Linked DNA regions of Homo sapiens: region 1 is linked to region 2. The links are chromatin contacts, found by Hi-C or POLR2A ChIA-PET in ENCODE. All regions are on one chromosome and are shown on one strand. Each heading gives the region's core, a stretch centred on a gene start or an enhancer-like site at or near the end of the contact. The rest is flanking DNA. Distances are from core to core; before and after follow the strand shown. Region 1 holds the start of ADGRG7 (adhesion G protein-coupled receptor G7). Region 2 overlaps ABI3BP (ABI family member 3 binding protein).

Region 1 (7,561 bases), core at 799-3,298, 290 kb before region 2:
TATATATTTATTTATAATAATAGAAAGAATACACAAGGCTAAAACTTCAAACTATAAAAGGGATATAAAATTTTAAAACTCTCTCCTACCTCAGATTCCTCAGATTCCCAAGAGGAACTTTTTCATGTACCTTTCCAGACATTTTCTGTGCATGTGTATGCAGACATATCAGAAACAGATTTTTAAAGATCTATTCCCAGTAAATGAGGTAATGGGTTTGCATTCATTTGTGTTGTACTTCTGCAGCAGTACTTCTAAGTTCTTCCATTTTGTGCTACCTCAATTTGTTTTTCTGAAATTCTTGGGAGGGGTAAAGTTAGGGCCTTATGTTTATAGCAAAACATTTATAAAGTGAATGTCACAGAGAATTGGAAACCCCCATAGTGTTTGGGGGTTAACTAAAGGTCAGTTTAAGTGTAAAGCCTTTTTTGGTAAAGCCTTGCTGAATACTTCCTGAAGGAATTAATGGGCTGGTATGTAGGTAGTAACGGGCTAGTACATAGGTTTCCAATTTATGATGGTTTTTTTCACTTCTGATTTTTCAACTTCACCATGGTGCAAAAGCAATATGCATTCAGTAGAAACCATGTTTGGGGTACCCATACAACCATTCTGTTTTTCACTTTCACTACAGTATTCAATATATCACATGGGATATTCGCCACTTTATTATAAAATAGGCTTTGTGATAGATGATTTTGCCCAATTTTATGCTATTGTATGTGTTTTGGGCACATTTAAGGTAGGCTAGCCTAAGCAAGGATGTTCAGCAGGTTAGGTGTATATTTAATGCGTTTTGACTTAAGATATTTTTTAACTTAAGGTGGATTTATTGGGATGTAATCTTATTGTAAGTCAAGGAGCACCTGCACTCCATAATAATTAAATATGATGATCTTTTATTTTAGCAGTTATGACTTGCCTTATAGGTGGCTATATCTAGGTATCTCACCCCTGAGAAATTATGAGTTCTTTGAGGACCCTGTTCATGTCTTGTACCAATTCAAACACATTAAAGGCATTTAATATGGATTTGATGAAGCAAGGGAGTGTCCAGAGAAGACCAGAGCATCTGTTCTCTCTACCAAAACAAAACTGTGATTGAGGAGGTGAATGTTCATGTATCTGTTCTTCCCTGTAAGGGTAGAGGGTAGGGAAGGAGAACATGGGAGCCTGGGCAGGAGAGGGTCAGAGCTGCATCTATAGAGAGACACCAGTTTGTAGTTACTCTGATGATGTATTAGTTTCCCAGGGCTGCTCTAATAAAGTACCACAAACTGGGTGGCTTAAACAACATAAATTTGTTGTCTTACAGTTTGGGTGGCTAGAAGTCAAGTCAAGGTGTCAGCAGAGCCAGTTCCTTCTGAGGACTCTCTCTTGTAGATGGCCGTCTTCTCTCTCTGTCTCTTCAGATCATCTTTCTGTATTCATGTCTGTGTTCAGATTTCTTCTTCTTATGAGGACACCAGCCATATTGATTAGTGACCACCCTAACAAACTCGTTTTAACTCGATCACCTCTGCAGTAACCACATCTCCATGTGAGGCCTCATTCTGAGGTACCGAAGGTTAGGACTCCAACATATGAATGTTGGAGGGGACACAATTCAGCCCATAGCAGGTGGGTTATCATGCTGGGCTTTAGTGCTTGTCAAGACCCAGCCTGTGCCAGTATGCACACTCACCAACTGCATCTGTCAAAATGTAGGCTCCTTAAAGAAATGCAAGCGCTAAAAACCATGTGTGGTGATTGCCATTTATCCTCTTATTGACAACCTAGTTCATTTCCCCGAGAGAGTGTTTTGTGTGGTCTGAAGCACCTGCCAGTCTATCTCTGCTGTACCCTCCCAAGACAAAAATACAGGAAGCCGAGCCATAGGTGACTACTGGCAACCACTGCCTTTGTGATTTCCTCTTTGGTTTCTTCTATTTTGTTCCCTTCCTTCACTCTGTGGCTTGTCTGGGCATTCACTCTTTGACCCTTGTGGCTAGTCCCTCCCCTTCTTCTTTATTGCCCTGAGTTATCTCCCTATTCCCATAACTCTAATCACTTTTTTCATGTTCTCCTTGAGTGAAGGATGAGGAAATTGAAAGCAGAGTATGCACCTTTTATTAGGAGATTCAAACTGCATCCTACTGGATTAGCCTCAAAAGTCCTAAAATACAAAGACATCCATCTGACAGATCACTGAGGGGAGGACTTGTTTTTCTGTTTTAGAATAGTTTCCGATTAAACTTTTTAGCTCAAGAAGAAAAGAAGCTAGTTATTTCTCACCCAGGAGTGGATTTGTGGTTTGGCTTCACCATGGCTTCCTGCCGTGCCTGGAACCTTAGGGTGCTGGTGGCTGTCGTGTGTGGACTACTGACTGGCATCATTTTGGGACTGGGCATCTGGAGGATTGTGATCAGGATCCAAAGAGGTAATGTTGTCCTGCTATGTTTAACTCAGAGTAAGAGAAGGTATGGGACCTCTGTCCCTGCCACCTGGTGCACAAGTACTGGGAGGTACCTTGTCCAGTCTGAGGCATTCCACCAAGGTGCCATTTATGGGATATAAAAGACCAAGTCAGTTAAGCCTAGCAGATGGTTGAATAGAAATGAATAGGTGTGGGTGTGAGTGGGCAGGGGGAAGAGTGACATAATTGAATTGGCCTCTTTATGCTCTTTTAACTCCAGACTGAATTGGTAGAAGAGTAATAATTAAAACGATTAGTAACACACATTTAGGTCTGTTTGGCTAAATTCAGGAAAGGGTAAATCGTTATGAACAAGGACACACACATGCATCAAACACATACACACACATGCATAACACACATACAATCAAACATACACAGAATGGAATTTCATTTTAAGAGAGAAGTTAAAGAAACTCATCACTAAGGTTTAAGTGAAATGATCTCATGGTTTGCATACAAATTTCCCACTTTCCAGATGTAGGAAACTAATCAAAAATTTAAAAACCATTTTTAAATGACTTTCCTGATTATTCAACGAACATTTGTTAGTCCCCCGCTGTGTGCCAGAGCTGGCCTGGAAAAGGAGGACGTGGGAGGGGAAGTAGTGAGTAAAACAATGATGTTAAAGAAAAGCCCGCTGGAACTCAGAACGCGAAATTTCAATGATCCTAATGCTGGATCCCTTGGGCTGTAGAGCTTCTCCGTAAAGGAATTCAATGTTGGATGGGCTACATACTCCCTTTCGTGAAAATCAGAGAAAGCTTCTAATGAAACAATAAATAAGGGTAAATAATGCCGATCGGGAAAGGCAGCAGGAGAGGCAGTATGCCCTCTGAGCAGGTAACTGGGGAGGACAGAAGGTTGGGGAGCTAGCAGGAGCATGGAGCATGGCTGCAAAGATCCAGTGTTGAAGACCAACAGAGGGATCTGACATACTGGCTGCTGATGGAGTGGTAGCTGGGGATGGATTTGTCCTCCCCCTACCCCACCGCCCTAACCAGTATTTAGAGAATACTGTATCGATAGTATTTAGAGAACTAGAATGAGAAAATTTACCAGAACAAAAATAGTAAAATTTAAACTTGGAGCAAATGTGTTTTTGTTTGTTTAAGGTTGTAAAATAGTTTCATTCAGGTTAAAAAATTATGAACTATGGATTTTACCCCATTAAGGCTGCCAAATTTATAAGACCTCATTTAAAGGACATACTTCACAAAGTTTTGTTTGTTTGTTTTTCCTTCCTTCCTTCCTTCCTTCCTTCCTTCCTTCCTTCCTTCCTTCCTTCCTTCCTTTCTTCTTTCCTTCCTTCCTTCCTTCCTCCCTTCCTTCCCCCCGTTCCTTTTTTCCTTTATGTAAGCGACATCTATTTTTAAAGGGAAATTTATGATGACTTATAAAGGACACAGTTATAGCAAAACCATTAAAAACAAGGACCAAAGTACAAAAACAACATGAGAAAGAGTGCAGGATGGGGGACAGAAAACCTGAAAGTTCAAGGCTTGGGGGGAGTTGCTGAAAATAAATACAAAATATATTCCCGAACTTTCTGAGTACTAAGATCCAAAAGGAGGCATAATAAGTAATAAAGATCCCATGTCTAACAATAGAGGCATACCAGCTCCTCAAAAAGAAAAACTTTTCTCTTGTTCTGAGAAGCATATTTCAATTGGCTGTTTATATAAGGGTCATCTCTTAGCTTTGGGGTAAACCCGATGGAAAAGGAGAGGGTTCTCACTGTCATTTAAAGAAAAAGAGTGAAAGACTGGCACCATTTGCTGTTACTATTTTGCCTTGTACATTTTATTGAGAGTGCATTTGAGTTGGTAAATTCTGTTTCTTTTCACTTCACTCCACTCCACTCTACTCCACTTCTTTTTATCCTATCCCATCCCATCCTATGTAATTGTTGAATATTCTTGCTTGGGTTCCTTTATTCAGGTATAGACATAAATTGTTTTTACATTTTTTTAAGGGGGAGAGAGGTCACACATATCTCTGAGAAACTGATGAAAGCTATAAATGTCTTAGTAGGGAAAATATATATAAACACACAAAATTTTGCATAAATTAATTTTATTGCATTCAAAATTTATTTTGAAGAATCACTCCAGGCTGGAGTAACATATATATAAATTAAAAGAACATATAAATTAAGTCTCTTTCACTTTTATTTTTCTTGGAAAAGTAATGGCCTCATTGTGAAAAATAAAAAAAAATTTCAAATTCTGCTCTGAGTAAATTTCAGTAAGAAGTTACTCTGATTTGGCAGTAAACACTGATGTACAACAATATTTATGCTATTTATGTATTTAATTATTATAATACCTATAGTTTTAAAAATTCTTACTATGTTCTAGGTACTATGCTAAAAACTTAGAGAAAATCTCAGTTTTGCCAGAACTCCAGCCTTTTCACATTGGGCATTCTTCATAGAAAAACACAAGAAGCAGTATAGCTTTTGGGCCCCTTCACTCTTGATGATGAAAGTAAAATGAAAACATAATTAAGCTTTATTATATTTCTTCCCATTGGCATTTTCCAACTTGTGCTAAGCCTGATATAATCATAGACAGATGTCCACAATCATAATGGTAGAAAATGTTTTCTTTAACTCCTCCCAAAGGGAGAGTATCTGAACCTCAAAACACATGAGTAGTGCCTTACTTGACCATATTCTACACCTCTTCTGGTTCGTAGAATTTCCTGCTCTTTGCCACCAGGACTGTTTTTTTCTTTATCCCCGCTTATCTCCAGATATTCTAACCTTCATTCTCTATCACAGGATACACCTGTTCTTCAGTCCTGCAAGAGATTTCAGGACGTTGAAATATTCCCAAACCCCAAGGTCTGACTTCATAGCATTGATAATTTTTGTTGATGTTGTTTTATTTTTGTTTTGAGAAGGAGTCTCATTCTGTCTCCAGGCTGGACTGTGGTGGCATGATCTCGGCTCACTGCAACCTCTGCCTCCTGAGTTCAAGCGATTCTCCTGCCTCAGCCTCCCGAGTAGCTGGGACTACAGGCACTCACCACCACGCCTGGCTATTTTGTGTATTTTTAGTAGAGATGTGGTTTCACCATGCTGACCAAGCTGGTCTTGAACTCCTGACCTTAAGTGATCTGCCCGCCTCGGCCTCCCAAAGTGCTGGGATTACAGGCGTGAGCCACCGCACCTGGCCTGATAATTCTTACACTGTGGAAAATACAGGTTGTTATGAAAGGTCAATGAGAGTTTATTGTTTGTCAAAAAATAATCTGACCATAGATACTTGGCTTTAATTTCACTCATTTACAGTACTTCTTTCAGAGGCAAACTCAATAAATCTAACTCATGTGACTGTTCCTGGAGTATATTTGCATTTGGGGGTTTAAAAAATAAAAAAAGTCCAGAGTAGAGTTTTCTGGAGAGAGAAAGTTGGTTTTAGGCAGCTATAGTGTTCTTTTGTCTTAATCCTGGTGTTGTAAATCTTTCTTCTGCTCCTTAACCAGTCTTCCTTCTTGCTTCCTCACATAACCACCCCCTAAATTAAAAAAAAAAAAAGTCTATTAAAGGGAAGGGATTTTTAAAATAAATTTATTCCAGTTTGGCTATGTAATTGGCTGAGGGGCATGGATTATTTTAATATCAGAATCAGTGATGTTTAAAGTGTTGATTCCATTTTAAAAGTTACTTTCTTGAACTAAGGGGCTAGAATCTTGGCTTAGTGGATTATTCCTGGATTTCAAGGTATTAGATATTTTTACTCGAAATTCTGGATACTTGCTGTTCTTTGATGACACAAACGTTGACGATCTAACATGGAATATAGTGGTTAAAATGGACACTTGAGAGTATAGGGGAAAAATGTACAAGAGTAGGGGAAAGAAAACTCTGGGGCCAAACTACCTGAGTTTAGATCCCAATAATGCCCCTCACTAGCTTTGAGCAAATTATTAACTTTGAGCAAATTATTCAACATTTTTGAGTCTCAGTTTTCCTGCTTATTATGTGCATAGTAGTAAACCCATGAGGCTTAAATGAGTCAATATATTAAAAATTTAAGATGATGTCTAGGACGTTGTAAGTACTTAATAATTGTTGGCTGCTATCCTCTAGGTATTTTTAGATAATTCAGTGCAGAGCATAGTTTTCTCCACTCCCTGGTTTATACCTTGAATAGATACCATTGACCTAGATTGGACCTTTGGATTGAGACTCAAATTACCAATCCAAAAGTTTACAATAGGTTTAATCATTAAGTTCAATTGACTAGCTCAAAACTGAAACAGAAACAGTTCTAAGAACTGGCACATCTTCCTGTATTTGCCTTTCAATACTTATGCTACACTGTACCATCAAGAAAAATGTTTATTAAAATATTTAGTCATGCATACCAAAGTATAATAAGAATTAAAAAAGGAAAAATTATTTAACCAGTTTATTGAAATATTTAACCAGGTAGTTAATACCGGACAAAGTTTACCTTAAATAAAGACTATGTGTATTTTATTTGTATAAATCTTTCAGGGTTTTTCTCTTTACAACCAGAATAAACTTTCCCAAGCATTGTCCTCTCATTTAAGAGTTAACTTTATTGTCACCAAACTATTTCAAATTAGGACAAATGAGAGATGCCTGGATTTTAAACCCCAAAAGACTAAGCTAGGCACTAGAAAGGATCTGCAGATGAAATTTCTTAGACTAAGGAAATATGTTTTTATTTCCCTACTTATTAAAATCAAACTTTTCAAAGCAGACTCTAATTTTGTCTAGGAGAAGAAATTAATATTTTTTATTTGGAATCTTTAATATTATTTTATGCTACTTTCTCAAGCAGCATGTATGTGTTGTATATGTTCTGTATTTAAACTTCCAAGATGTGTATTAAAAGCATTGAAAATGTGTAGTAAAAACATTGAAAATAGGGCTAATAATTCTAGAAATACTACTTTGTACAATTTAAAAGAATATAGGAAAATTATTATTATCATACTGATGTTATAAAAGAAAAATATTGCTACTAAATGTATTCCAAAATATGGAGCCTCAAATAAAAGGAAGCTGATGCTGCCTGTTGCAATCAATGGTAAAGGCAGGCACTGTGAGGAAGGAGCAGAAGCACT
Region 2 (7,621 bases), core at 1,186-3,685:
ACTGTAATGAAAAACTACTACACTAGAATGGCTAAAATGAAAGATGCTGACAACACAAAATGCTGCTTTAGAATGTGGAGCAATCAGAGCTCTCCTACATTGCTTGTGGGAATGTAGATGGAAAAATTAGGCAAAAAATAATCAAATATACGTAATATACATCTTCCTATAACTCAGAAATTCCACTTATGTTTAAGAGAAATTAAAATGTCCACCAAAATTTTATGCGAAAATGTTTATACAGTCTGTATTCATATACATAAAAAAAAACAACATAATTCAGGTGCTCATTAGCAAGAGAATAAACTTTTGAATATTCACATAATAGACTATCACTCAGGAGTACAAAAAAGAATGAATTATTGATATCCGCAATGTCATGAATGAATCTCAATGCTCAGCGAAAGAAGACAGTCAGAAAACCCATACTATATGACTCCATTTATATGGAATTCTAGAGTAGGCAAAACTAATCTATGGTGATAGAAATCAAATCAATGGTTGTTTCTGGAGGAAAGTACTTTCTAGAGTGATAAAATTTTTCTGTTTCCTGATGGGTATTGGATACATGGTTATAGGCATTTGTCATAACTCAAACTGTACACTAATATTTATGCATTTTACTGTGTTTAAATTATACCTCAATAAATGTTTTTTATTCAAAAAGGAATAAGAAAACTTCTGAAATGTAAAAATCACTTTGAATGTATTTAAAATAGAAAACTTTAAAAATAAAATGCCTTGATTGAAGCTTGAAAATTTTGAATGCTTTTCTAGATGCAAGTTTCTGAGTTTTGAAGCTAATATAGTAAATATTTATAAGCAAACATCATTTTATAACCAACCTAGAAGTATGGTTCAGCATGTAGCACAGGGCCTAGTACATATCCATCCAATGCATCTAAATACATGCATCAAATGGTTGGATGGATAAATAGCAGTAGTTTAAAAATATACTTAGATTTTTCCCATTTGTTCTTCCAAAGAAAATGGTAGCTTCATTTCCAACTTGCTTTTCCTCTGCTTATATCTCTGCCTGTGTGTCTCTCCTCAGTTTTCTAAGCCAGTGATTCTCAAACTTCAGTGGGCATCAAAACCACCTGGAAGGCTTGTGAAAACACAAATGGCTGGGCCCCACCTTGAGAGTTTCTAACTCAGTGAGTCTGAGGGGGACCTGAGAATTTACCTTTTGACAAGTTCAAGACATGCTGATACTGCTTGCTTTGGGAACCACACTTTGAGAAGTATGATTTAAGAGCTTCAATTGTGAGATCAAAGATCCATCCTTTTCCAATCAACTTTCCAACTTTTAATTGTCTTTCCTAACTGCCTTTGGCCCCGCCTTCTGAGTTTCTAATTGCACTTATTACTGATACCACCCATTTGCTATTTGACTCATACTTCCTTGTATAATAGTTCATGATTTTTGAAAAAAATTACATGTATGTGTTTTCTATTCAGGTAGATAACCTTCTCAAGGGCAGGGCCCCTGACTTTGTTCCCCTCACACCTAGAACAGGCTGTACAGCTAAGAGGTGTTAAGTCAATGCTAACAGTCCTGATACTTACATATTCTTCTAAAGCATGTACAGATGCTATTAAAAGCAAATGCTAATATTACCTGTCATTGGGACAGTGACTTGGCAATGTCCAGTCATGGTGTGGGTTGATGAGGAAACCCCAGGACAGGAAGACCGAGCTCGGTGTCAGAGTGCCAACCACCAGCTGCAGAGGTTTGCGAGAACGAGTTTTACCTGTGGAGGTGGCATAGAGGTTAATAATTCAGGAGACATTTAGTAAGTTGCCATGATTCGGGTAAAATGCATTAAAGATGACTTGGCAAGATGATGCAAAATGTGAAAACATCAAGTTCCTTTCCTTTTCTATAGTCCACATTATTACTAATTTTTGCCCAGGAATTTAAATGTGAATCAAATACCTTTTTCAGATTTGTGTCTATGCATGTGTGCATATGCATATATGCATACACATGTATATGTATATTGTACATGTACACATATTAACAATATCCAGCTATACCTAGTTTTATTTTCTTGTGGGTCAGGGAAGGATATGGAGGTCTTAGCTGTGATGAGTGAAATAAACAAACACACATACACACACTTAATTTCTTTTACAGATAAAATGAAAGTATGTTTATTTTTTTCCCGGGACTGTGAATGAGTGTGAAATAACATCTAAGACAAGAAAATAAACCTTATTATCTAGATTGTAGGTTATAATCTTTTTTAACCTATTTAGAAGTGTAAAATCTCTTCATGTTATTGTAGTAAGTATATATTTTACAATGAGTATCTAAATGGAAAAGGCAAACACATTTTTTAACAATGATGGAAGAGTAGGGGTAACACAGGAAGCACAGTTGTTCTGATGGTGCCAACTGGATCTAAATAATGCCAAGAGTTATGCTAATAAATCACTGGAGATTGTGTTCAAGTACACAGAAGCAGGCACTTGCACTTTCAAAATTATCTGAAACTGCAGAAGTAGGGCAGCGAAAAACAGGAAGAACCTCAACCATGAAAACCAATGCTGACTCATTGAAAATAATTAGAGTAAATAAGATAAAAATCCGATAGAAAGCCTAATAAAACTACACAGAATATAAAACATACATACTCTGTATTGCTGTTGAATTCCCTCTTTTATTTCTTGAGACTATGAATGTTGTATTTGCTCTAGAAAGAACTTGTGCTGTCTAATGAAGTGGGAGCCAAATGGCAGAATGGCCTGCCACCTCTATTAAGGTAGGTAGGAGAGTGCCCCTTGCATGAGCCTATTGGTGGTCATCTGAATCAAATGCTCTTGAAAATTGTGTCAAGCTTGTTCCTTTTGTTAAATTTAAGTTCTGTAAGTTGTTATTCAAGCAAGAACCCTTCTTAGCACAGAATACACCTAACCTAGTGGTGGCAAATTGCCTCATTATAGGATAGTTGACTTTTAAAGATGTTTGAAATAAGTTTCAAAGATAGTTATCATTTACATGGTTGGAAACACGGGTTTATTCTTCTCTAACTTCTGCAGACCCAGCTGTAATTGTGCCTTATATGATGGTGATTTAAATTGTCATGTATGAGCTCCAATGAGGGCAGATTAGAATCTGCAGTGAAGGCAGGGAACACTTATAGTTTGAACAAGCCCTGGGATGATTGTGATCTTCCCTTTTCAATTCCTGAGTTGATTTTCACTAACGTGATGCAACGATCTCATTCACTTTGCAGATGAAAAATAAGGCACAGAGAAGTTTCAAGATTGTCCAAAGTCACATTAAGAGCAAAGTCAAAACTCAAGTCCTGGGTCTCCTCAATCACAATCTAGTTTTATTTTTATGATATCACTGTCTTGGCTCTCTATGTATAAAAATAATGCCATTTAGAGATGAAAGACATATTTTTCATGTAAGGAACCTAAGGCTTGTATGACCAAGGGAAACTAATGGTCTCCCAATTATTTGTATGACCAAATAACTATTTCACTAAGGTTGAATCTTAATATAAAAATAATTAAATAATTAAAATTTATGTGGCAGATACAAATATAGAATGAATGGAAGCTAATCCCTTAGTCATTACATTATTCCTAAATGCAGATAACAAAAACAAAATTATATCCGCTATCCAAAAAGAAAGGTGGGATGTTATATCCTGAGCAAGATGAAGCAATTTCCTGAGCTGGTCATAAAGTAAACAATAATTTCTAAGGCTAGTGTCATAGAATCCTCAAAATAAAATGAAGTTATAAAGTGCTAAGGCATGATCATTCTCTTGACATTCCTTACATAATTTTGTATATTTGTACTATGATCATATTTCTATCAAGAAACAGTTCAATGAGTATTCATCTGAAAACAGATTCCATGGAATCACACTGATGTTTCTTGAGTTTGTGGCTCAATATTTTTGAAGTACAGTCTTGAAATATTGAGAGTACATCTATTTTCAAGTGTGTGGAAAACTGTCTGGACAACTCTCACTAACAAGTTGTAAGGAGCGATTGGAATTTCCCTTTTGCTTTGGGATGATCTATGAGGCCAGGAAAAAGAATTAGTATTTTTCAAAATGCTTAACCATTCAATGCTGCTCTTAAAAGAAGTGGAAATCAGCAGAAAGAGGGGAGGGAATTGTGGCAACTAATTTCTGATTTAAGCTATTTAGTATAACTGAATAGCTGACTGTTCTTTCTCCCATTTTATTCCTCCAGAAAAATATAGCAAACAAACAAAAAGATCCTTTTATCGTGTGGTATCCAGTGTACCATAAAAGATGAACATGCTTTGGCAATAATTACTTGGAGATCATTCACATTAGAAAAATAAAAGCAGGCTGGGTGCAGTGGCTCACACCTGTAATCCCAGCACTTTGGGAGAGCGAGGTGGGGGTGGATCATGAGGTCAGGAGGTCGAGACTGTCCTGGCTAACACGGTGAAACCCCGTCTCTACTAAAAAATACAAAAAATTAGCCGGGCCTGGTGGTGGGCGCCTGTAGTCCCAGCTACTCGAGAGGCTGAGGCAGGAGAATGGCGTGAACCTGGGAGGCGGAGCTTGCAGTGAGCTGAGATTGCACCACTGCGCTCCAGTCTGGGCCACAGAGCAAGACTCCGTCTCAAAGAAAAAAAAAAAAAAGAAAAGCAAAATTTTGTGATCAACTCTATATAGAGTTAGGAAGATGCAACATCAGATAGAAAAAGCATATTCACAGCTTCTTCCTTATAGCAATGGTCAGCTATATTATTTGATCTGAGAAGAAGTTTTGGTAGTGAAATTAGACGACATAGAATTTTAATCTTTAGTTATGTAGAAAGTTTCTACTTACTTATTTATATATCCACTTTCCTGTTGCAAGTCTTCCTAGACCTGGAAACATGAGTGTTGCTATTATTTTTATTTTATGGAAGAAATCCTTCCTTTATTGAATTGAAGAGGTTAGAAGGGAGAGATAAGGAGTAAATAAAACCTACATGCTGATCTATTTAACACACATACATGAATTATCCTTTTAAAATGTAAACAGTCTCCTTAAGAAAAGGTGAGACATAAAATTTTGCCCTTAACATCTGAAAGGCACAATAGTGAGCATGAGTTCACACACTGTAAAATAGAAACAGGCTAATAGGAGCTAACCCCAAATGAGCACTGACTACAGGCCAGGCACTGTCCTTAACTCATTTAATCCTCAAGGACAACCCTATTATGCAGCAGAATCCAGGAGTAGAGAGGTTCAATAACTTATGTAATTCCCTGCAGTTTGCAAGTGGTGGCACCAGGAGAAAATCCCAAGCAGTCTCTACCACCAGGCTGTGTTACTTCTCCAAAAGGGTAAACTGTGGACCCAGGGCTGACACCTCCTCTACATTCTTAAAGCTTCTCAAGGCATTTGGTCTCCAGGGGTCCAAAAGAGATGAAAAGTCATGGTTCAAAGTTCATAAAAGAAAAAGAATTCAATGCAAAGGACTATACCTGAACATGACTTCTTTTGACTTGGAGGTGGAGCAGGTCGCACAACTATCAGATATTTCGGCTCTGCATCTGGAAGCAATAACATTATTTATCAGAAAAACCCTTTGAGAACCAGCATTGGAGGCAGCACACCCCTACCCTGATTCAGCATTCCCTGAGTCATCCTCCATAACCGCAGCTCCAGGGAGTGAGAGGACCCAATAATCCGAAAAGTTGACACTTCCTGAGAAGTTTATTAAGTCATTAAAATGAAAATTAAATCCAGATTTTCCAAACCAAATGGGCAAGGGTGAGGGAGAAGTCTTAAAATAATCATACTATACACAGATTTTAAACGCTGTCTTCATCAGTTCTTTTCTCTGCAAATATATATTTTAAAAAATCAGAGTATGTCCATTCTGTTACCCCATGCCTCAAGGAGAGCCAATCCCGATGCTCCAGGGAAGGAAAAATTCTACTTGCACAAGACACCGTGGGCCTCACCTGTATGAGCTAAAATCACTCCCTTTCATGGGAACAGGAATATTTATAACGCCCTTCCTAATTTGTATCCTGTTTATGTAATTTCTCAGCCTGTTTTCATAGCTAGTCATTTTTAATGAACAATTTCTAAACAGTCACAATTTATAAGTTGGTATAATTTTCATTTTAAATATATTTCAATGAAATGTACATAGGGAATCTCAGGATATTTAAGTTTTAAATAAAATTATATTAAATCAATCAGCATATGCTAACTCAATAAGGAGCTAATAATTTATCAAATAATTTTTTAAATATTGATGTCTGCAAGATGAATGGCTGGTTACACATATGTAAATAAACCAAATATATTTTGGGCATATGAAATAGCATTTTATAAGCAACTCTACTGGATTAATGGATTGATGAGTATTCTTTACAATGTTCCTCCAGAACTTTAAACTCTGAAACTCGTTCTATAAGAAATATCATTTGGATGCTGTAGTCAGCCAGAATTCACAGCTACTTACTCAGGCAGACTTCATATCTTTGTTTTGTTTTCATTCTGGGTTCAAATGTCTCCCCTCCATGAGTCTGGAGCAGAGGCCTTCTTGCCCAAGGCTTTGCAGAGCTGACCTCTTTTCAGATGGGGACAACCTGGCAACTCAACTTCTCTTAGTAACTTGTGCCTTTGTCTTTTTCTGGACATCTTACACAGCACTATTGGCTATAACCTGCTGCAGTAATTACCGCCGAATAAAGTAACTTAGGCAGCCTGATGAACTCACCTCAGAGCTTTGCCTCATCATTGTACAGTTGCCTCCTGCCCACCACACAGATAAAGGAGCATTCATTCTGTTCCAGTCTCGTGTGTTTGAAAGCACATCTTGCTTAGTGAGGCTCGTACAAGGAATGCTGGACCCAAATCAAATCAACAAGTTTCCTAGTAGGAATACAATAACCATTTCCTGATTTTCTTTGAGATATAGAGCAATAAACTACCATGTACTGAACGCTTTCTATGTGCTGGATACTATATTGAGAACCTTATATTCATAACTTCATTACTCCCTCATGGCAATCCTACCTGGCACTACTATTATCACCTCAATTTGTAGATGAGATAACTGGGGCAGGGTTGACTTCATGGGCATGTGGCATATACAGTCACATGGGGCCCCATGCTTAGAAAAGCCCTATGCTTGGTTTAAGGTCCTGCTGTCACCATCTTGAAATTCTTAACACTTTTATCTTTGAACTTGTGTTTTGCAAGGGAAGTCTGATGGGACAATAGAGCATGCATGTGAGTGGGGGAAACAGAAGCAATAAGCATGTCAGCATGTTCTTGCCTCCCCCACTCATTTATGGCATTGGAGGAATGCATTATCATATAATTCCAAAGGAACCATGATGTGTGGGAGTTCAGCAAGACTCAAAGGTAGAACAAGGTAAGTATGTCACATTTACCATTCAATAAAAGGGTAAGGAGGGGGACACACAGAGCTGTGAGAGACCGTACTTTCCATGTGAACCAGAACTTGCTTTAGATGCAGAAAAAAGGCAATGGCACTTTAAGAAATATGAATATCATCGCTGGCCATCAGAGAAATGCAAATCAAAACCACAATGAGATACCATCTCACACCAGTTACAATGGCAATCATTAAAAAGTCAGGAAACAA

What was found. A loop is a pair of places that touch in the nucleus more often than their neighbours do. ChIA-PET counts read pairs that join two places held with the same protein, here RNA polymerase II (POLR2A). Pooled maps may share reads with other maps.
Region 1: a map of PC-3 shows a loop between it and region 2 (4-fold over the local background). The contact joins the promoter of ADGRG7 here to the enhancer-like site in region 2. A Hi-C loop is called at or near these places in 1 of 168 maps with a recorded cell type or tissue (PC-3), 1 of 37 single-sample maps with no recorded cell type and 4 of 50 pooled maps. POLR2A ChIA-PET finds 5 or more read pairs at or near these places in 1 of 52 experiments (A549).

Annotation. Positions count from the first base shown.
Region 1 is chr3:100,607,553-100,615,113 of GRCh38, forward strand. ADGRG7 (adhesion G protein-coupled receptor G7) reads left to right here and starts at 2,049. Exons shown (of 16, transcript NM_032787.3): 1 at 2,049-2,419. The coding sequence starts at 2,305.
Region 2 is chr3:100,897,141-100,904,761 of GRCh38, forward strand. It overlaps ABI3BP (ABI family member 3 binding protein), which reads right to left. Exons shown (of 68, transcript NM_001375547.2): 3 at 5,478-5,546; 4 at 1,622-1,754. Among named protein-coding and RNA genes, the nearest start is that of ABI3BP, 92 kb to the right of the region's middle. Within about 2 kb of position 2,436, at least 3 of the 41 ENCODE cell types and tissues checked have a DNase peak (open chromatin) inside an H3K27ac peak, as active enhancers do; they include PC-3, where a contact is called at or near this core.